Linked DNA regions of Homo sapiens: region 2 is linked to region 1. Evidence: chromatin loops called from intact Hi-C (ENCODE). Cell type or tissue: OCI-LY7. All regions are shown on one strand.

What was found. A loop is a pair of places that touch in the nucleus more often than their neighbours do. Peaks named below come from ENCODE experiments on the same cell type or tissue, not always from the same donor. Only the 100,000 strongest peaks of a DNase experiment are listed, where the experiment ranks them.
Region 2: a loop joins it to region 1, with 4 times the contacts of the local background. A loop is called at or near these places in 11 of 110 quality-filtered maps.

The regions. Positions count from the first base shown.
Region 1 is chr3:195,847,949-195,855,948 of GRCh38, forward strand. All of the region lies in intron 1 of LINC01983 (long intergenic non-protein coding RNA 1983), which reads right to left. Among named protein-coding and RNA genes, the nearest start is that of LINC01983, 8.5 kb to the right of the region's middle. RefSeq lists an enhancer at 2,875-3,375. In OCI-LY7, CTCF peaks have their summits at 3,098 (motif pointing left) and 3,317; a DNase peak (open chromatin) is centred at 3,093.
Region 2 is chr3:195,620,063-195,628,062 of GRCh38, forward strand. It overlaps the pseudogene MUC20P1. Among named protein-coding and RNA genes, the nearest start is that of APOD, 40 kb to the left of the region's middle. RefSeq lists enhancers at 3,913-4,909, 7,515-8,000. In OCI-LY7, no CTCF peak of the experiment used is centred here; no DNase peak of the experiment used is centred here; H3K27ac peaks cover 271 bases.

The DNA of each region.
Region 1 (8,000 bases):
TAACAGTGCACCAGAGTCGTGAGGCCACCAATGATGGCAAAAGAAAGGTGCGCTGGTTTTGTGGCTGTGCCTTTCCGAGGGCCATTTTCTTTCACCCTCTCCCCTCCTCCATGGCTCCTAAAGTCTTCTCGTCTGCTCCAGGAAGAGGAAGATTGGACGGAGCCAAGGTCCTGGGTGGATAGAAGGGCCTCCAGGACCCCCTGGATGTGGAGGAGGGAGGGAAAAGCTAGGGTAGAGCAGAAAGAATCCCCAGTGTCCCCATCCTGGGCGAAGGCGGCTCTGAACATGTAAATATTTGATGGATTTACAAGAAAGATTTCCTTCTGGAATAGACTGTATCTTTACACTCTTTCAGATAACATGGGAATAGTTGAAGAGTCCTAATGTTACAAGGAAGGGGTCTCGATCTAGATCCCAAGAGAGGGTTCTTGGATCTTGTGCAAGAAATAATTCAGGGTGTGTCTGTAAAGTGAAAGCAAGTTTATTTTTTTGTTTGTTTGTTTTTATTTCGAGACAGAGTCGCTCTGTCACCCAGGCTGGAGTGCAGTGGCATGATCTCGGTTCACTGCAACCTCCGGCTCCCAGGTTCAAGCCATTCACCTGCCTCAGCCTCCCGAGTAGCTGGGATTACAGGCGCCCGCACCACGCCTGGCTAATTTTTGTATTTTTAGTAGAGACAGGGTTTCACCATGTTGGCCAGGCTGGTCTCGAACTCTTGACCTCATGATCCACCACCCGCCCCAGCCCCTGGCCTCTCAAAGTGCTGGGATGACAGGCGTGAGCCACCATGCCCGGCCCGAAAGCAAGTTTATTAAGAAAGTAGAGGAATAAAAGAACAGCTGCACCACAGATGGAGGCCTGAGGGCTGCTTTGCCCATTTTTATGGCTCTCTCTTGCTGATATGCTAAACAAGGGGTGGATTATCCATGCCTCCCCTTGCTAGACCATGTAGGGGAACTTCCTGATGTTGCCATGGCATTTGTAAACTGTCATGGTGCTGGTGGGCGTGTAGCCATGAGGACGCCCAGAGGTCACTCTCATGGCCATCTTGGTTTTGGTGGGATTGAGCCGGTTTCTTTACTGCACCCTGTTTTATCAGCAAGGTCTTTATGACCTGTATCTTGTGCCAACCTCCTATCTCATCCTGTGACTTAGAATGCCTTCACCATCTGGGAATGCAGCCCAGTAGGTTTCGGCCTCATGTTACCCAGCTCCCATTCAAGATGCAGTCGCTCTGGTTCACACGCCTCTGACACGAATAACAACAGCTAAGGATGATCGAGTCTCTACCGCATGCCAAGCACTTAGCATTGTGACCACTCTTTGTGGCAAATTCTTTTGATGTCTATGATACGGAAGAGAAAACCAAGGCTCGAGAAGGGTGAGAAAGTTGTTCGCGATCCTACACCCAGGCGGGAGTGGGGTATGCCCAGGCGGTCTTGACGAAAGCCCACGTTCCTAGCCATGACACTGGTGAGGTGGCCACGAAGAGGAAGGGACCTCCCATCACTCCGAGGCCCAGCTGCAGCCCTTGGAAGGCTGCACACCTGAGCGTGGTGTGCGCTGAGGCCGGGCCTCCCGGGGCAGCCCCAGGCAGCGGCTGGCTGCGGCAGGGGTGGGAGGGCAGGGGTAGGAAGGCACACGGCGGGTCTGGGGCGCTCCCTCCCTCGTTCCTTCACGCAGGTGCAGACTTGCATGGCCGTCTGAAGGCTCTCCCAGCTCCTCTGGCTGCCTCCTTATTTTCTCTCACACAGTCACCTCCCCTAATAGAACCCTGGGGAGTTTAATCCCCATCTCACGACTGCTTCCCGGAGGAGCCGGACGCACACTTGGCTGTGGATTTGTTCTCCAGCCACGCTCAGCTCCAGCCGGGACCGACGCGCTGAAGCCGCAGGGCCGGGTGCCGCCGGCAGGGGGCGCGCGCAGACAGGGAGGCCCCACCCCGGCCCGCGGAGGACGCGCTCCCCTCCCAGCGCAGCCCCGGCCTCAGCGCCTCGGTCCGCTCCGCCTGCACCTGCCAAGCCCGGCGTGCTGCAAAGCCTCGCTCAAGCTCACGTTAATTCCAAGTGAAGCTCAGGGGCTCTCAGTCCTGGGTGCTCATGACAACTCCGTGGAGAGCTTTTTAAAACTTATGGGCCACCGCCTGGCTCGGTGGCTCACGCCTGTAATCCTAGCACTTTGGGAGGCTGAGGCAGGTGGATCACCTGAGGTCAGGAGTTCGAGACCCGCCTGGCCAACATGGCAAAACCCCCGTCTCTACTAAAAATACGAAAAGTAGCCAGGTGTGGTGGCAGGCACCTGTAATCCCAGCTACTGGGGAGGCTGAGGCAGGAGAATCACTTGAACTTGGGAGGCGCAGGTTGCAGTGGAGCTGAGATCGTGCCATTTCACTCAGCCTGGGCAACAAAGCAAGACTCCGTCTCAAAAATAAAAATAAAAAATAGGCCAGCCACGGTGGCACATACCTGTAATCCCAGCACTTTGGGAGGCCGAAATGGGCGGATCACGAGGTCAGGAGTTCGAGACCAGCCTGGCCAACATAGTGAAACTACTCTATTAAAAAATGCAAAAAATTAGCCGGGTGTGGTGGCAGGCGCCTGTAATCCTAGCTACTCAGGAGGCTGAGGCAGGAGAATCACTTGAACCGCGGGAGACAGAGGTTGCAGTGAGCTGAGATTGCACCATTGCACTCCAGTCCGAGCAATAGTGCGAGATTCCATCTAGAAAATATAAATAAATAAAAATAAAAATAAATAAATAAATAAATAAACCTGGCCACGGCCTAGGGACCGTGCAACTCTTGATCACCTACAAACACCTGGAAAGCACACGTTGTGGCAAACATGGGCTTTGGTGACAGGAAGACCTGGGTCCAGATCTTGCTTGCTACCTGCTTACTAGCTGTGTGACCCTGGACAAACTGCTGAACTTCTCTGAACTTGGTTTTCTTAGCTAAAGAGAGAGAATATAAGACTTCTTATGCTTGTCAGGAGGATTCGTGTAATACCATGTCAAGTTCCAAGCACAGGGTTCTCTCTGGTGGACCAGTCGTTCTCAGCGAGGACAGTGATGACCCCTAGTGGACAGTGTGGGAAGTTCTGGGAGTGTTTCAACGAGGACAGTGATGTCCCCTAGTGGACAGTGTGGGAAGCTCTGGGGGTGTTTTCAGTTGTCACCGAGCCAAGGGCTACCGGCGCGAAGGGCCCGGCCTCCTGCAATGCGTGGGGCAGTGATGCGCCATGAGGAAATGTCACGGATCCTACGTGACAAAATAGTCTTGCGAACAATTTTAAGACAAACTGAATTTTCCGGGAATGCAACTACTGTGTAAGTTGAGAAAGTTTCATAACGTGTTTTGTTCGGCACTTTACCAACAGTTGTTCACCGACGTGGAAATCTTATCACTGGCGGCACCTGCCGCGTGTGGTATCTGAGTGGCCGTGACTCGTGCGTCCGCCCTCGTGTGTCACACAGTCACTTAGGCACAAGCATCTGACCCTTGTAACATCTTAGAGAAACGCTTCTCACGCGCCAGTGCACACAAATGCCTGCGGAACTTGTCAAAGTGCAGTCTCCTGTCCAGTTGGTCTGAGGGGGGACCTGAGAAACTCATGCTATGAGGTCCTAGTGTAGTCACGCCTAAGTGTGTGTGCAGAGAACACATTTATTATAAACTACGCTTCTCTTATCTCTCCTTTTTTTTTCTTTTTTTTGAGTCTTGCTCTGCCACCCAGGCTGGAGTGCAATGGAGTGATCTCGGTTCACTGCAACCTCTGCCTCCCAGGTTCAAGTGATTCTCCAGCCTCCCAAGTAGCTGGGATTACAGGCATGCGCCATCATGCTGGGCTAATTTTTGTATTTTTAGTAGAGACGAGGTTTCACCATGTCAGCCAGACTGGTCTCAAACGCCTGACCTCAAGTGATGTGCCCGCCTCAGCCTCCCAAAGTGCTGGGATTACAGGCGTGAGCCACGACACCCAGCCTCTTATCTCTTGTACAACACTTAGGGCATCATCTTGGGTCGAGTTCCCCAGGAAACACTCTGAGAGGGAGATTTGTGTGCCTGTGAGGGGCAGATAATACAGGATCGGGCAGAGGGAGAAGTGGAGCTGTGATATAGTCATAGCAGAGGATGCAGCTGGTCCCTCAGGGCTTAGGCCTGGGGTGGCCTTCAGAGATGTCCCAAATTGATGCCGGAGTGGAGACTCGACCGGTCACTGGATGTGTGCTTCCCCTCCCCCCAGGGACAAAAATGTGGCTCTCTTGGGCCTCAGCTGTGAGCTGTGAGCAGCCGACACTCCTGCAGCTGGAGGAAGGGTCTTGGTCCTGGATGACTGGTGTGGGTGGCAAACCCCAAATCTGCGATCAACAGTACGCTGATGTTTAAACATGGTATGTGGACAGATTACATTACCTTTGGAATTTAATTTCAGTATAGTAAGGCAAACCCCGAATCTGTGACTGACAGTAGGCTGATGTTTAAACACGGTATGTGGACAGATTATATTACCTTTGGAATTTCATTTCAGTAAAGTAAAGGTGTTGCAAAATATTTGTCCTAGAAAGGGAACACTGAGTTTCGTAGGTTTACAGCCTCTGTACAGGGTAAATGGCAGAGGCTCCTATTACCAGAAATGATAGTTCACCAAGCTCAGCAAATACCTACTGAGTGCCTACCATGTGCCAGGCGCTGTTTTAGGCACTTGGAGATACATCGATGAACAAAGCAATGAAGGCCTGTCCTCACTGGAGCTTACATTCCAGCAGGTGACAAGGGGTTACAGGCTGTGATCACAGTTTTCAGTTTCAGGCCCACATCTGCCCTCTGGATGACCCACAAGGCATCCCATAGTTGGCATCAGTCAATGGGTACCTAGTTTACAGCAAACCCACCACAACAGCTGGACAGGCACAGAGAACTCTTCTCTCTGACCAGAGGATCTGTGCTTCCAAAAGTATGGAGGAAATTCCCATTGGCTTTTTTTTCTCGTTCCATCTTCTCTTTGTTTGGCCGCAGAGGCAGCTGCAGTCTCAGGAAGTGTGTGGTGAAGCAGGGAAGCTAAAGCCCAGGCCTTCAAGCCAAAGAGCCAGAAAGGGTGGGGGAATAAGGGTGGGGTGGGGTGGCCCCAAAGCCAGAAAGTGTCACAGAGACTGAAGAGAAGGAGGTGCTCAGGGCAGGAATCCCATAAAGCTGGATCCAAGCTCCTGGGCCCATCCCTCGACGGCACAGGCATGGACCGTAAATATCCCTCGACGGCGCAGGCGCGGGCCGTAAGTATCCCTCGACGGCGCAGGCGCGGACCGTAAATTGCACACCGAAGGCCCTGAGAACTGAACCGTGGGTAGATTATCACCCCGGTCCCAGACTGGCCACTGGTTTGTGCACGTGTGGGGCAGATCCCAACCACAAAATACAGAGACTTGAAAACTGACATTGGAGCTGCCCTCGCTGGAACTTGGGGTCTCAGCCTAAGTCAACTACCTGCTAAAACCAACCTGCTGACAAACAAAAATAACATTCTCTGCAGGCTTTAAACAAGACCCAGAATCTCATAACTTCATCTTCACAGAGTCTAAGATACAATCCAAAACTACTCAACGTACAAAGAACCACAGAACTCTCACATCTCACAAGGAGAAAGACAAGCAACTGAGGCCAATCCCAAGATGAGGCAGGTGTTGGAATATCACAGACGTTAAGCAGCTGTTATAACCATGCTCCAAGGAGTAAGAACAAACACTACTGAAGTGAACAAAAAGATACATCATCTTGGCAGATACATGAAATATTAAAAAGAAATATGAAAATTTTAGAACTGAAAAATACAACAACCCAAATAGAAAATTCGCCTGAGAGGCACAAGATGAGAATGGGCCACAGGCCATGGACCTCCACAGGCAGCCCCGAGGCCTCCTCGGGTTTGGAGGACGTGGGTGGAGGGCACTGAGACCAGCACCAAAACAAGTGGCTTTGGTCCCAGAACCCTTGATGCTGCTGCCACTCAGGCCACCCATGTCCAAATCTGCCCAGTCCTGCCTGGCTCACAGTCTGGCTGTGCCTGCCTCCCCTCACCTCCACCCCTGCCCCACAACCATTACGCATTTCCTCAACTGCCTCCTCTATGAGCCCCTCCCACCCAGATGCAAGCTCCCACCGGGAGGGGACTGGTGGTTTCTCTCTTACTGTCATCACGACGCTCTGCATACAGCAAGAGGCACAAGAGGAGGTCTGGCAAAAGGAGGACGCACCTCCAACTTGGTCTGCAGGGAAGAAGCAAAAGTGAACAGGAAATAAGGTCTCGCAGCTGGAAGTTCTGACGCTTTGAATTCCTCACAATTTCTCAACCCCATTTCAAGACGAGGAAACTGATGCCATTGAGAGATTAAAAGGCTAGAATGGGCGGGCGCGGCGGCTCACGCCTGGAATCCCAGCACTTTGGGAGGCCGAGGCGGGTGGGTCACTTGAGGTCAGGAGTTTAAGAACAGCCTGGCCAACATGGAGAAACCCCGTCTCTACTAAAAATACAAAATTAGCCGGGCGTGGTGGCATATCCCTGTAATCCCAGCTACTTGGGAGGCTGAGGCAGGAGAATCGCCTGAACCCGGGAGGCAGAGGTTGCCGTGAGCTGAGATCGTGCCATTGCACTCCAGCCTGGGCAACAAGAGTGAAACTCCATCTCAAAAAATAAAATAAAATAAAATAAAAGGCTAGAATGAAGTTGCACACAAGTAGCAGAGCTGGGGCCCAACCCAGGGCCTTTAGCAAGGGAAGATGACAGAGCAAAGAAAAGAGGCACAGACAGCAGAGGCAGCTCTGGGAAGGGCCAAAGCATCAGCCTCCGCCGTCGGCCTTCTCCTTCCTGGGACAGAACGCCAGAGCTGGGAGGGGCCCGATCTCCTCCTTTACGGTCTGTGAAACTCAGGCCCAGGGAAAACAGGGGCCTGCCTAAGGTCACACAACCAGTGGCAGAAATACCTGCTTTCCTGAACTGTCTATATTTAAGTAAAACTAAGTACAATAAGGCTTTTAGAAGCTTCATCAGGATTTCATTTTTACCAAAATATGTACAGTGTAAGAAGAAAGTTCTTGAGCCAGGTGCAGTGGTGCATGCCTGTAGATCCAGTTACTCAAGAATAGCAACACCCTATCAGAAAGATAGGGAGGGAGGGAGGAAGGGAGGGAGGGAGGGAGGGAGGAAGGGAGGGAGGGAGGGAGGAGTGTAGAGGTGTGCTTAACAAATCTTTTGCTCAAATAGCATAATGGGCCCAGGCGCAGTGGTTCACACCTGCAATCCCAGCACTTTGGGAGGCTGAGACCGGTGGATCACTTGAGGTCAGGAGTTCGAGACCAGCCTGGCCAACATAGTGAAACCCTGTCTCTACTAAAAATACAAAAATTAGCCAGGCGTGGTGGCACATGCCTGTAATCCCACCTATTCAGGAGGCTGAGGCAGGAGAATCACTTGAACCCAGGAGGCAGAGGCTGCAGTGGGCCGAGATCGCACCACTGCACTCCAGTCTGGGCAAGAGAGTAAGATTCTGTATCAAAAAAAAAAAATAGCATAATGGCCAACTGTGATTTTTTCAAGGAATGCACCAGAGTAAATGCTAAGCACTGAGAGGGGATGATTCAATAGTAATAGACTTAGCACAGTTAGGTTTCTTTGGCAATAAGAATAATAGAAGAAAAATGGGAACTATCTCTATAACCAGCCAAACGGGAATGACAGAGTATTTTGGCACATGTGCTCAATATTTACAAATCTATAATAAAGTGAGCACGTTAAAAAACATACACACAACAGGAGAGAAGCCCCAAGCTGTGCAACAGTGATTGGATTCAAGAGCCAGGATGAGCTGAAGGTTCCGTTGTTCTCTTTTGCATGACACTTAGGGCAGCATCTTGGGTGGAGTCCCCGGGAAACACTCTGAGAGGGAGGTTATCCAGAAGCTCTATAATGAGAATGTTCTTTTGGCAAACAAGGTAAACATTTTATTTG
Region 2 (8,000 bases), 230 kb before region 1:
CACCAGCAGGGCCCCTCTTCCTTCTGTCCCTCCGACTACAACCAACAGCAGCTGAAGGACGAACAGCATCTTAGCCAAGACCACAACCTCAGCGAAGACCACGATGAAGCCCCCAACAGCCACGCCCACCACTGCTCGGACGAGGCCGACCACAGACATGAGTGCAGGTAAGTGGCTCCTGCTGGTGATCTTCGGGGATTTGGGATGCGGAGTTTCCAGGACGTCTCCGCACTTGAGGAGTGGAGAGGAGGGAAGGATCTGGAGCCTACTCACAGCCTGCTCCTGCTGTTGCCTCTTCGTGATCTTCTAGTGGTTCTTGGCGAAATCAGGAAAAGGCAGATGGAGGGTTGTGTATGGAAAGGGGTGGGGATGGAAGTCCGGAGAAATGGTTTGCGGTCTTGGCTCTGCCTGTAACAACCCGAGTGACCTTGGGCAAGTCCCTGTCCCTCTCTGGGCCTCAGTTTCTCCACCTGTATTTGGAGAGGGTTGGAATGGGCACTGAAGTCCTGTCCAGCTCTGACCTTCTGTGAAGTGCACTGTTGAGCAGCTCTGGAAGCTTCTGTTCCAGCCATAGCCACACAGAGGAGCAGCAGGCAGGCATCAGGCCCAAACTGCTGCTCTCTGATGGGCTTGGACCCCATGAAAGTGGGGCCTGCTGGATGCATTTCCTGGGATTCTGTGGAAGCTGATCAGGTTGCTGGGGCAAGTGGAGGCAGGATAGAGGTGAAGGGCTGTGGGATGGAGAACCTCAGAAGACTCCATCTGGGGTCCGGGAAAGGACAGAGAGGGTATATGAGGGGTCGGGCCCTCCAGATCTAAGGGTGGGGTGGTGGCATGTTTCTTGAGTTGGTTCCTGGAAAGGGAGCTGAAATGGTTTAATCGCTCTTCCATGAAACGCAGGCGGTGAGGACAGCCACCAGACAGGTAAACACACTGTGCATTGATCCTTTTACGACTTTTGTGAAACTGATGGACAGGCAGGCAGGGAGGAGTCCTGGGAGAGAGTCTGGGGCACTCCATCTTGGGGTAACTCTTTTGCTCTCCTCCTTTAATTATAATTATTAAATAATTAAATAATAAATAATTAGAGAAGTGCACAGATACATATGCCCCTGGACGTTCAGATCAGCGTGGTGGATAATAGTAACGTTTCAGAAGTAGGGTCTGGTTAAATAAACTACTGCACATCTTTACCAAGGGATGGTGCTTCCTATGGAAAAAGTTTCCTAAGGAAAAAGGTTCCTGTGGAAAAAGGTTCCTGTGGAAAAAGGTTCCTATGGAAAATGCTTTCCTGAAGAGCACATGCTTTGAAGGTGGCCAGACTTGGGTGGAAACTGAAACTCTGCTAGTGACTAGATGTGTAATTCAGGGAACATTCCTTCACTCTTTCAGCTTCAGTTTCCTTATCTTTAAAAGGAAATGATCATAATAGCACTTATGCTGCTGTGAGATTTAAATGAGATAATGTGTCCACAGTACTCAGTACAGTGCCGGACACACAGTAAGCACTCAAACAATGGTAATGATTATTATAATGTATTTTAAAATATGACACTATATTCAAACATACCATTATAATATGTCAAATGGGAATGTGGACACAATATATGAGACAACCTGTTCACAACTGTTTAATGAGGAGGTTATCCAACATTAGGAATGATTTGATCCTTCAATAAAAAATCAATGTGTGAAGGTTCCTAGGCATGAAAGAAAGTTCAGAAGGATATGTACGAAATATTGTTGTCTCTCTGGGGATTGGGATTACAGGGATTTTTTCCTCTTTTCTTTTTGTTAAGTTTGTGTTTCCTAAAGTTTCTGCAATAAACGTACGATGCTTGTATAATAAAAATTATAGGTTTTCCTTAATTGCATAGTCAGGGCTTGCCTCCCTGCGCCTCCTACCCCAACTCCCCAACATACAGTAGTTCTGAGGGATTTCACCCCCTGCTCCGGGAGAGAGCGGGCTTAGCCTGGATTCTGGGAGAAGCTCTTGCTTGGTCCCAGACCCAAGTAAAACAGCAGTTCCTGTTGTGTTTGGGGTGTGGCCACTGCCCTGCCCTATACAGAAAATAGGATGCGTTGCGTTATTCCTTTGTTTCTCTGACAAGCTTGCCAACTTATTCCTGTTCCGGGAGAACCGGGGGCTGTCAGCACTGAAAGGGGGCTCAGAAATCCCATCTCATTTTCAGATGGGGGTGCTGAGGCCTGGCCTGGGGAAGGTGCTTGGAGGGTGTTGAGGCCTGGCCTGGGGAAGGTGCTTGGGGGTGTTGAGGCCTGGCCTGGGGAAGGTGCTTGGAGGGTGTTGAGGCCTGGCCTGGGGAAGGTGCTGGGGGGTGTTGAGGCCTGGCCTGGGGAAGGTGCTTGGAGGGTGTTGAGGCCTGGCCTGGGGAAGGTGCTTGGGGGTGTTGAGGCCTGGCCTGGGGAAGGTGCTTGGAGGGTGTTGAGGCCTGGCCTGGCCTGGGGAAGGTGCTTGGGGGCGTTGAGGCCTGGCCTGGACTGGGGAAGGTGCTTGGGGGCGTTGAGGCCTGGCCTGGCCTGGGGAAGGTGCTTGGGGGTGTTGAGGCCTGGCCTGGCCTGGGGAAGGTGCTGGGGGGTGTTGAGGCCTGGCCTGGCCTGGGGAAGGTGCTTGCACAGGGTGACATCATTTCAGGGAGTAGTTGCCTCTGTCCCTGGCCAGTCTCCAGTCTCCAGCTTCATATCCTCCCACTGGAGAGCAGAGACGATGGGGGTGTCCCTGTGTATGCTTAAGTGCAATGGCATTTTAAGAAAACTATTAGCAATTTTATGAAACTAAATTGCTGCTGTTTTATTAGCAGCCACAGTCAGCAAGGCCCTGGCTGGGTGCTTGCTCCGTGAAGCTGTATACGTGTGACTGCCTCAGCAGCGCTGGCTGCTCCTGCTCTTGAATCTAAAAAGCAGCTGGACAAAATGTTCACGTTTTCGCTCAAAACCAAACAAACAGAAAAACTCAATTAGCTTGTTTGTGTGGGCTGAAGCACCTCTGTTTGCCCGCCCCCCGCAGTGACCCCCATAGTGTCCCCGGAATGGACGGACTCACGGGCTGTCACATCGCGCACGTCTTCCCCGGAGAAGGGATGTGAATCTTGGTGGGGTGGGGGGCACTACCTGGCCCAGCACAGGGTGCAGGTGGGTGACCCGGGAGACTCTCCCCGCTCCAGACCTGTCATCATGTTGCCATCTGAGGCGGCACTCACAGGTTTGCGGGGCTGCACATCTTTGGGGGCCTCCACTCAGCCTGGCACAGTGTGTGCCCAGCAAGTAGACGACCGCATCCTCGCCAGCATACATGTGCTAGAAACTTCTGTCAGGAAACGCCGCTCTTCACAGCCAAGGGTGGAAACTACTGGATGCATTGCAGAGCTGACGCCCTCCCTCCGGCCTGGCTCCGAGCCATGCCTGGTGTGGTGGAGGGGTGGAGGCCACCCTCACCGGGCCCTGTGTGCTGCTCTGATGCCGCTGAGGGGGCCGGGGCCTGGGTGTGCCCTCAGCGCATCCACTGCAGAGGGGAGCCTGCGCCCACGTTTTGGCTCTGTGGGTAAAGGTGGCCACCCCCTGAGCTTGTAGAGGTGTGGGACACTTCCCGATGCTGCCTGCCATGATTTTACATGAAAAGCCAGGAAAAGGCACTGAGGAGCCACCTGACCCCACGGAATGCCATTTCCTGGGGTTGCTTGGCCAGAAGTCATTGACACAGCCCTGCCAGCCAGAAGCTGGGGCAGGGACGGGGTCCTGCCTTCTGGGACAGGTTCTGTGTGTGCGTGACCATGTCCCAGAGGTCTCTGCTCAGCCCTGGGGGCGGGTGGGGGTGGGGTTGGAGGGTGGATGGTGGGGGTGGGGCCAAGTTAGCCCGAGCGGTCTGTGAGGTGAGAAGGGCCGGGGTCTCTCCTCCTCTCCTCCGCACCCCACCCCGCCTTGCTCTGAATCTCTCCCTCTCTCTGTCTCTGTTGGTCTCTTTCCCTCTCTACTCCCCATTCTGGTGTCTTTGGAGCCCTGGGTAAGGTGTGTGCTGAGTCCGGTCTGGTTTGGGGTAGATGTTCTTTGATCTGTTACCACACCTGGAGGGAAAGCCCCTGGCCCGCCCCCCCTCCGTTCCTGCAGAGCCAGGCCCCCCAACCAGTCGGTGGGCAGGATGCCCACCAGTTGCCCCCATCTGGCCCAGGGGGACCTTTCCTCTGCTCTCCAGGGACCACTGCAGGTGGTGTGGCCCCTGAGGGGAGCATAAGGGTGCAGTGCCTGACTCAGGGGACACAGAAGCCCCGTCCATACGGCCTTTTACACAGCACAGCACCCAGCCCTCGGCAGCCCAGAGCAGGAACCAACAGGGTAGGTGCCCAGGGGCCCCAAAGGTCAGAGTTCCTCGCACAGCTGCCAGGGAGCACAGGGACCGCAGCACAGGGTCTTCTGCTCAGCACCGGGACCCCGCTCGCTGCAGCTAAAGAAACAGATACGTCCAAGGGCTCCACGGCCGGGGCCGGGCACCTGGAACAGGGTGGTCCTGGGGCGGCCACATCCACTCCTTCCAGGTGAGTTCCCGGTGACTCTCGGCCTGCAGTCGGCCTTGCTGAATTCTCTTAGGCCACCTGGCTGCCCCCTGCTACGCGTCCAGCTGTTGATCGCCCACTGACCTGTAGAAGACCTGGTCAGCCCCTCTGTCTTCCGTCACCCATGGAGGCGCCTGCAGGTGCTCCGCGCAGCCCGCCCGGCCCTGCACAGACCCGAGGCGGCACCAGGGGGCGCTGCCGGCCCGAGGACGCGGGCGCGGGGCGGAGGCTGCGGGGCAGGAGCCGCTGTGCGCGTTCAGGCAGCTGCCCGGGACCCCTGGCACCGACCGCAGCCCCCAGAGGCCCCCGGGGGGTTTCCGCCTGAGCCTAAACCGAAGACAGGGCATGTTTTCAGTCATCCCGACCCCACAGACTCAGCCCGTTAGTTCCCGCGCTGCCCGGCGCCCTAGTACCCAGAGCCGGTGGGGACTCCAGGCCACCAAAGGCAGGGGCGGGGCGGGCGGTTGAAGGAAGATTGGGACACGGAGAAGAGGGACAAGGCCTGGGGCCCGAGGGGTCAGGACGCTCTGCCAGCCTCACCACCCGCAACACCCAGGCACGGACGCACGCACACACTCCACACGTGTGAACACGCACGCATGGCTGCACACACGTGCACAGAGAGGCACAGCCCGCAGGAACACAGATGCACGCACACAGGCACAGGCACGCTCCCTCACTCACTCTCTCTCACACACCCCAGGTGCAGACACCCCCACCCAGAGGTTGCAGCTCGGATGGAGAAACAGGCTGGGTCACAAAAGCCCCGGGAGGCAGCCCCTGCTGTCTGGCGTCTTCTCTGGGGAAAGCTTTCCGGAGCCTGATGGAGGAAGACAGAGGAAAGAGACCTGTGTTCCCTGATGCACTGGCCAGCCGCTTCCCGGGGAGGAGGAGGCAGAAATACACAGTAACTGATTGTTGCCTTTGGTCTGTGAACTGTACTATGGAACACTGGAACTTACTCCTTCACCTGACTGCATGTTTGTGCCCCATAACCAGCCTCACTTTCTGTCTGCCTCTCACCCACACACCCTGCCTAGCCTCTGGGAACCACCAGCCAACTCTCTGCCTCTGTAAGAGCCACTCTTTCAGTGCCCACAAATGAGTGAGAACATGGTACATTTGTCTTTCTACCCCGGCTTACTTCCCTTAACATGACAGCCTTCAATTCCATCCATGTTGTTGTAAACGACATGATTTCATTCTTGTTTATGGCTGCGGAGTATTCCATTGCGTAAGATACCACGTGTTCTGTATCCATTCATCCATTGATAGGCACCCAGGTTGATTCCATTTGGCTTTTGAAAGTGTGTAGTTGGAGAATCCAATGTGCCCCCTCGGGTTTTCAAAATGTGGGCATCTTGAGTGCGGGAAAGGAAGTGCCTGCCGCTCCCCAGGGCACCCGGTGGCATCTGCAGAGGGGAGGCAGCCACAGCAGGCCTGCCGTGGTGACAGCAAATAGCCAGGCGGCCAGGGAGGCTCCTGCGGTGACAGCCCCGGGTCACAGGGTCAGAAGCAGCCCACCGGGGCCGGGGTGGCTTGCGTTAGTTTGGGAACATTTTAAGCCATTACCACTTTAAATACTGATTTTGCCTATTCTTTCTCTCCTTCCCAGAACTCCAGTTACTCACGTGTGGTGTCTTCTCATTGTGTCTGCTGTCTCTTCCCATCTCACTGGGGCAGTAGGGCTGCCATAAGCCAGCACCACAGACCAGGGGCTCCACAACCCTGGTGGCTGCAAGTTCAAGATCAACACAGGGACAGGGTTAGTCTAGTGAGGCCTCTCTTCCTGGCTTGTGGAGGGCCACCTGCTCCCTGTGTGCACAAGGCCTTTTCTCTGTGCACACGCATGTGCACGCGCACACACGTGCACACACATGCACACACGCGCACACACACGTGCACACACACGCACACATGCACACACACGCACGCAATCTGGTGTCTCTTCCTCTTCTCATAAGGACTCCAGTCCTATCGGATCAGGGCCCCACCCTGCTGGCTGCACTTCACCTTAATTACCTCCCTAATGTCTTCTCTCCAGACAGACTCTCCTTGGTGGGTGGGGCTTTGTGAGGGTTTGAATGTCCGTGTTCCCCGAAATTCATCTGTTGAAATCCTCACCCCCAAGGCGATGGTGTTAGGAGATGGGGCCTGTGGTAGGGACGGGGTCCTGAAGGTGGACCGCTGATCATGGGATCGGTGTCCTCATAAAAGAGGCCCCAGAGCGCCCCTCCCCCATCCCCCATGTGAGGACGCAGTGACACACCAGGGAAGCCGGTCCTCACCACACACGGAATCTGCCGGTACCTTGATCTGAGACTCCCCAGTCTTCAAAGCTGTGAGAAATGCATTGTTGTTTCTGAGCCCCCAGTCTATGGCATTTTGTTATGGCAGCCAGAACTAAGCCAGGCTTCCGCATGGGCATTCTGGGAGGACGCGGTTCAGTCCCTCACACTTGCTCTCTCTATTTTCCTCCTTATGCTTCTGTCCTTCATTCTGAGAATCTTCTTCTGACCTACTTTCTAGTTATTCATTATTGTTCAGTGATATCTAAACTGTTTTTAAACCCACTTACTGAGTTCTGAAACATCGCTTGTATTTTTTCCAGGCAATCATTTTTGTATTGCATTTACAAATAGGCATGGAAATAGAGACTGCAATGGGAAAATAGAGAACGCAATGAGAAAAGTTGGAGTTCTAGAAAGAAAGTGGAGGGAGAATAGGAAGAATACAATCAGCAAAGAAAAAAAAACAAATCTTTCCTTTTTGTGTAATTTTTATTTCTCCACTGAAGTTCTTGACCTTCTCTTTTTCTTCTCATGGACAATGTCTCCAGCGCTCTCTGCAGCCGGCGTCTGAGGGTGCTGCGTCTGCATTCTCGTGTAGACGTTTTCATTTGCTGGGTTTCTCACCGCTTATACTCACATTGCCATCTCTCCATGTGTGCCTGGCTCTTTCTTTCTTTGCCTGACATTCTGTTTGCAGTGTTTTGGAAGGAGAATCTGAGGCCAGAATGATGGCTCCTCCAGAGAGGGTGAGCCTGAGTGCCGGCAGCCTGGAGGGGCAGGGCGGTGGCTCTGGTGTCCTGCGGTTTGCGTGGGCTCTCTCTGCACTTACACTCACAAAAAGACAGTATCTCAGGCAGGAATTCTCGCAGGGTGCAGGCTTCTCTTTTGACAGTTTAATGTCACGCGTGGGTTCCTTTGTAAACATCAGATCAATAGCGGAGTTCCAAATTAAAACATTAGGATAAGAAGCCCATGTTGACTCATCCGTCCCTGGAATGGCCTAGAAGACGGGGCACTTGGTGTTCGGAGATGCGTCTGTCTCAGGCCGGCCTCCACGGGTCAGGTAGCCTAGGGTGGGAGGAGGAGGGCGGCGGGCAGCCCCACAGCCGAGATCCAGGAGAAAGGAAGAGCCACTCACTTTCTC